2 separate regions of the Homo sapiens genome follow, and region 1 is linked to region 2. The links are chromatin contacts, found by Hi-C in ENCODE. All regions are on one chromosome and are shown on one strand. Each heading gives the region's core, a stretch centred on a gene start or an enhancer-like site at or near the end of the contact. The rest is flanking DNA. Distances are from core to core; before and after follow the strand shown. Region 1 overlaps BNC2 (basonuclin zinc finger protein 2). Region 2 has its middle 53 kb from the start of LINC03041.

Region 1 (3,268 bases), core at 524-3,023, 500 kb after region 2:
GTGAATTAAATTCACATGTAATTATGTGACCTTTCAGTGTTCTTCTAGTCTTCCTGAGAGCAGGTACTCCAGAGCAGCTGCGACCAGCCTCAGTGGGACCCACTGAACAGGAATTTGACTGAGAGTGGAGGAAAGAGGTATTGTACTGATGGAGAAAGATGAAGACAATTGCTTGGGTGAGTCCAGCTCTGATTCTCCTACTTGTCACTCATTGTCATATTCCTAGAATCCGGAGAACTCAGTCAACACATGAGTAATTCGATCAAAAAGGAAAACTATAAACTTTGTTGTTCATGGTGACTTAAGTGCATTGGGTCTCAACCTAAAAATGGGGTGCGTGCAAAGGAGTGGAATTTGTGAGTACTGGTGAAAGAACAAGAAAAGGAGATTAAGAGATTCTATGTGCACACGTGTGTAAAAGAGTATCATGGTACATATGGGAAGAAGTGTGAAACATGTATAGCTGGCTACATTTTTCAAGACTGAATTACAGTACAGGAATACAAAAACAAAAAAGAAAATGGGCCCCTATAATTTATAAATCTCAGACTCATGATTAATGGCAACATGTATTTTGTTTGAATCCATATGATATGCCCATTCATCCAAAAAACATTTATTGAGGCATGTCTGTATTCTTCATAAAGTGATCAAAGATGGCAGTGCTTTATAGAATTACCTTATATATCCATTATAAACTGAAAGCAGTATTTCTACTACTAACACTAAATGATCTCAGGTCTAAATTTCCATGTCTGCAATGATATGTTCACACTATAAAGTCATCCAAAATCCTACACAAAATGTAAAAAGTACCTCAGGAAAAAAATTGACAGACATAACCAGACATCTGCATGCTACTTAAAATGTGATAAAAATGGAGTAGCTTAATCAAATCTTTTAATACCAAAATATTCTATAACTGTGCCCAAAAAAAAATCACAGGTTCAAATAAATTTGTAACTAATCCAGTGAGAAATACTGATTATATTTTATAGAAAAACCACAGCAAACAACACATTATATTTACCTGAACTTCCAGGTATCAATTCATAATACTTACAAAACCCTAACTGAAAATGCTTAGTCTTGAGTAAGCATAAACCCTTCCCATGAAATGAATATAAAATTAATACTGTCTCTTTAAGTTACAGGACCTGCTATAGTTAGGTAGTATGAAGCCAAGAATACGTTCTGAAGCTTAACTCTCAGGAGCAAACATTTTCTACTTGTGAAGTAAACTCTGTTGAAAGACAGCAGACTACGGTCCCACCAGTAAAAACAGGAAAGTTTTCAGCCAGTGACAGCTTTGCCTACAGAGAAAAAAAAAGTGTCACAGACTCACTTTATTAAACCATATGCTCATTGCCCTGTGAAGAAAGCAGGGTCACTAATTAGTTCATTCTGTGAAAGAAGCCCTTCCTGATCCCGTTGACTTTTGTCCCCCTGGTTAGCTCCAGCTATTTCTGTCATGCAACTTGAAAATCACTGGAGGGAGGAAGATCGCCATAACAACCGCTGAAATGATCTTGTGGAATGTGTCTAGTGGCACTGGAATAACCTGAATATGTGCTCCAGATGTGTCGGCTGTCAGGAAAAAAGTAAACACATCTGATGGACAGCGTATGACTAGATGGCCCCGAAGCGACTCCAGAGGCTGGGGCGCGGGGGAGAGGCCGCATGTGTGAGCAGGGGGGCGGCGGGGTGGGCTGGGCAGAGCAGAAGGGAGGCGAGCCAGGAGCCGGCACGAGGCACCAGGGGACCTGGGGCCTGGGGCGGCCTGGGAGGACTGAGCGCGACTGTTCCGCCCGCGTCCCTCCCCTGAGTGGCCTCTGCGGGACTGCAGCGGCCTCTGCGAATTTCCGTCTGGCACGGACTTGTGAGCATTAGGGAGCAAACTACAACATGAATGCTGAGGAAGGGTAGAAGAGAGGAGCGGGCTCAAAACGCTTTCTGTCTTAAATATTAATGGCAACATGTTTTTAAAGCATTCTATCTTCAGGGTAGGGCTGTCTCCTGGCCCCTACTCACCCTTTACCAAATGAATGGTTTTGCTTTTTTGTTCCATATGCATACTCAAGCACTCTTTTTATTAGGTGACTGGGTGATTACATTCCTGATCCGAATATGTTGTCTTTTTTGATGGTGGTGGTGTTCCGCAGACTTTCACAAGTTGGACAAGTGGGTTGGTTCCCTAACCCAAAACATTTTTTAAAAATATTTTTCTAATAAAATACATAGAAATGACTAGAAAACACGATATAGGCCAAAACACATTCTCACCTTAGTTCCTATTCTCAGGGGTGTTTGCAAAGAGGAGGATTTAGATCTATGCCCAGTGCTAACATTCACAAACAAAACGGCAATTCTACAAACATCTTAACGCACAGTAGGCACTTGTTAAATATTTGCTGATCAAAATATTTTTAATGTACAAAATTCAACTACAAATGCTACTTGGGTTCTACATATAAACAGTGGCAGGGATTACTTAAAAAAATAAGTAACCAAGCTTAAAAATACTTAAGAAAAATAAATAGGAAGTTTATTTCCCCAGGGGAACAGAAATGCCCCCCTAAAGAAAATAGAAAACACTATATTCACACTATAGGACACAAACCACCTACTTGTGCATGAATCCACCACATTTTAATGCCTATTTCTACTCCAATCATTTGTAGAATGGGCCTTACTTAAGTTTTAGAGACTATGTATAAAAATATTCACTACATTTCTGCTATAAATGCTTATATCTGTGAAAAGCCTAGAAGGTCTGTAAAGAAATTTACAATCTATGTGAAAAGCTTTTGAAACAACATATTCCATATTTTCTTTCAAAAACTCCACACAATTATATTTCAATAAAATATCTAACGGTTTTCCAACATGGTATAAACAAAAAACAAAACTGCATTGGAGGGCAATTATCTCTATAACATACACAGTTATCAGCTTGGCTAAGGCAAGGCAGTATTCACCTAGTATAGCTGTCCCTCAGTATCAGGGTGGTACGGAATGGTTGCAGGTCCCTCTGAGGATAGCAAAATCTTCGAACGCTCAAATCCCTTAAAAATTGGTGTAGCATTTGCATATAACCTACACACATCCTCTTATACTTGAAATCATCCCTAGATTACTAATACAATGTAAATGCTACGTAAATATTTGATATACTATACTGTGTAGGCAGTAATGACAAGAAAATATTCTATACTGAAACATCAGCAACGATGTAACATTTTCTGGATTTTTTCGCATTATTTTTGAT
Region 2 (3,550 bases), core at 699-3,198:
AGTTCAGCCTAGTAAGAGCAACCCCTCTTCCAGCTATCTGAGTCTTCCGGCCATATCTGTATGATAACACATCACTCGAGTTGTCCTATGATGGGGAGGTTTCTTCTTCACCCTGCTATCCCCTGAAATGGCTCAGCCCTTGACAGATGGCAGACATGTAACCTTGGAAGAGGGAGTGGAGTGAACAGTAATGAAATAATTTGCGTTTATTGAGCTCCAAGTATGTTGTAAGTGTTCCAAGTGTAAAGTGCTGATACTGTCTAGGGTTCACGTCTTTATGTCTTTCAATCCTCACAACAAACCATATGTGGTAAGAATGCTTATTTCCTCCATTTGTACAGTTGGAAAACTGAGGCTCGGTGAAGTTAAACGACTTCCCCCAGGGTTTCACTTTGGCAGAATTTGATTTGAATCTAGGTCTCTCAGGCCCTAAAGCAGAGCTGTTAATTGTTACATCATTATCCGACCTCCTAGGACCAGATAGACTTCTCCATCCTAGCCCAGGTCAGGGAGGACAGAGTCCCTACTGACGCACAGGTGCCCTCAGGGAGACAGAATCATGACACAAGGCAGAATGGCTTGATTGGTAAACTGAGGCACAAGGGGGCGGTAGATGAGGGAGTAACTAGGGAAGGCTTCCTGGAGGAGGCATTTGATCTAGCCCTGGATGAAAAGAAGAAGAAAAATGGGGCCTTCAGATGTGCTAATGCCCATTTTCAGCCACTCTTGGCCCAGCGCCCTAGTCCTCAGACTGCCCTTAAGTCAGGGGAATCAAAGAAGCTGAGTCTGCAACAATTTGTCTTTTGGGTGACTGTTTCCCCACTAGGAGCTATGTGTGGTCAAAAGTGGAGTCTAGGCCAGCACTACAGACCAGAGTGAGCAGTGATCTCCCCGCCACCCAAAAGAGATGAGTCAGCTACCACCACCCTTCAATGCAGAGGAAAACTCAACTGAGCCCCAAGATCAGGCTGAGTACTGGACATTCCTCCAGCAAAGGCCCAGATGCAGGTCATATCTCCTGCTCTCTCCTCCAGCATTTAATCCACAATTCTCCTCCTCCCATTCCTCTCCCTGTCTTGAGTCCCCAGAACCCTCATCCCCCTTCAGGGATGGGCCCATCATGAGATGCTCTTATCTGGATAGTGCCATTTTTGGAGGACAGCCTTATCATGTTCAACCTGCTCCTGCCCAAGCCTCTAGCAGTCTCGGTCTGAGGAGAAGCCAAGGTGTTGAGTTTAAGACAGGGATCTGCTTCCAAGGACCTAGACCACCTCCCTGCTCCAGTCCACAGAGCTGGCCTCCTGATTCTTGGGGTGGGGCCCAGGAATAAGGCTCGCTCCAAGCCCTCCACTACAGTGTGACAATTCCTGTGTTAGGCCATATGTGGGTGAGGGGCTCAGCACTAGAGGTCTGAGACTCCCCTAGTTTCCAACTATTCCCACACCTCAGCTCCCTCCTCCTCGTTTCTCTTCATTCCAAGACCCCAAGAAAGCAAATCTGACTGGTTCAGGGCAGCCTATGAGTTGGCACCTCTAGGCAGAGGGGACGCCACAGCACAGTAGGCTATGGTCAGGGAGTCCAGGCCTTAGTACTCTAGGTTTTTGCAGGCCCAAGAGATCTGGGGGATTTAATGGACATCTCTGAAAAGCAGGACTTTACTGGCCACGTGCTGTGTGCCAGATTCCTCCATGTTCTTGATCTCATTTTATCCATTCAACCCTGTATTCCAGGCCCATTTTACAGAGAGAAGGTTGAGGCTTGGAAAGGCATGGGGGCTTACCCAGGGACAAGCATTTGAAGAACAAACAAAGGGAGTGATATGTGTCAACCCCAAGGCTTAGTTACTTTCTCTCTCTGTCTCTCTCTCATCTCTCTGATGGGGGGCTGTCAGGCACCGTGACAGACTGGTGTGGGAGATATTTGGATCAAGCACATCCTTGTGTCCTCTAATCTCACCACCCAGGCAGCGGCCAACTCTAGCATAAGGCTGGTGATGGGCCAGACAGACGGATTCCTTGGAGGCTGGATGCAGAACAGCTGCCTGCACTACTTCTGCTGCTTCTAGAGGCCACAGTGGCCCTGACTGCACACATTTTCCCAGGCTGCGGCCGCAAGTGGGGGGTCCTCAGACACAGACAAAGGAATAGCTCAGCCTTGCAAATGGCTTTGAAAATGGGACCACGGGGATTCCACTTGGCTGACACACTCTGCCCTGGCCCAGGCCTCATCCCCCAGAGGCATCCCCAGCCCCTGCCGACCAGCTGTGTCTCCCACTGCCGCCCACACCAAAGGCCTGACCACACGGAAATGGCTGCTCAGCCCAGAATTCCCCCATCACACCCCTTCCCACGCAGGGTGGGGCAGGAGGCAGGGATAGTGGCAGCAGGGACTCTGGGGGCTGACCCTCCACTGACATTGGACATTGGCCCTCTGACCCTCACTGGGCACCCACCATGGACTAAACCCCTCATGAGTCAAGCAGGATGTTCAAATGGGACTTGCCTGTCATTCCCATTTCAGATGAGACCTTGATTCTGAGACAGAGGGTGTTAATGCACCCACATGGTAACTCGGGGTGTCAAACCACCTGTGCCAAACCTGCTAAGGGGTGACCACAAAAGATCCAGCAGTTAGCACAGCAGCCTTCTAACTGGGCACCCCTGGGGACACATGGAGACTTTCCCAAGAATACGCAGCATACACAGTGTTAGGGACATCACTTTCCAGCCCCTCCAATCTAGGCATTCTTTTCTAAAATCAATTTGTCTGAGCATAAACTGATGGTCTCCAGTTTTCCTACAAAACAAAGAAAGGTTTTACCCATCTTGAATCTGGCTGCGCTAGATCTCCCCTGGATATAAAATCCTCAGGGCAGCAAACATAGGACTCTAAGAAAAAGTCCAGTAAAAATCCAAGCAAAAAATATTTATCATGAGCGACAAGCTCGTTGCAAAACTCTGCACCTCCCCTGCCTGCCTATGTGTCTTTCTTTGGATCAGAATACAAATGTTTCAAGTATATATAAAAATGTATATTCATAGTGAAAAGTGAAATCAGAATCTTCCCTTTTTTATAAAAAGTTCTGATTTAGCTGTTTGGTTTGGCCAATGATGTGATACAGTGGATATCTCCTATAAATTGAATGGCCCAAATCTAAAGCTTCAGGATTCTAAATATTTAAAGCACATATATCATATTATGTCATAGTCAATACACCAGAAGTCATGTTTTCTTGGTAACTAAACTTATAATGAAAATTTTTTCAATGTCAACTAACGCTCAAGAGGCTGACTAGTTTTCCAAAATCCTTTTAGGAGGTCCTCAAACAACAAATTTGAAGATCATTCCCTTAGTCCACACATATTCTCCAAGGCAGAGAAGAGGACTGATCAGTAGTGACTGATGGAAACAATTTCCTTGGCGGGAGAGTCATTAGCAATGCTGCTCTTGTTCCTGGGCCAGGAAGAGAGAGGTTCCCCTAACTCCAGCCAGATGAGGGGGCCTTCAAGGGAACCATACATACAGAATTAGAAAGTTTCTCATGAGGAGA

The links. Hi-C counts contacts between places; a loop is a spot of excess contacts on that map.
Region 1: a map of ovary shows a loop between it and region 2 (3-fold over the local background). The contact joins two enhancer-like sites. A Hi-C loop is called at or near these places in 1 of 168 maps with a recorded cell type or tissue (ovary).

Annotation. Positions count from the first base shown.
Region 1 is chr9:16,827,298-16,830,565 of GRCh38, forward strand. All of the region lies in intron 1 of BNC2 (basonuclin zinc finger protein 2), which reads right to left. Among named protein-coding and RNA genes, the nearest start is that of BNC2, 42 kb to the right of the region's middle. RefSeq lists an enhancer at 1,581-1,750. Within about 2 kb of position 1,774, at least 14 of the 41 ENCODE cell types and tissues checked have a DNase peak (open chromatin) inside an H3K27ac peak, as active enhancers do; they include ovary, where a contact is called at or near this core.
Region 2 is chr9:16,327,748-16,331,297 of GRCh38, forward strand. No RefSeq gene overlaps it. Among named protein-coding and RNA genes, the nearest start is that of LINC03041, 53 kb to the left of the region's middle. RefSeq lists an enhancer at 1,702-2,261. Within about 2 kb of position 1,949, at least 7 of the 41 ENCODE cell types and tissues checked have a DNase peak (open chromatin) inside an H3K27ac peak, as active enhancers do; they include ovary, where a contact is called at or near this core.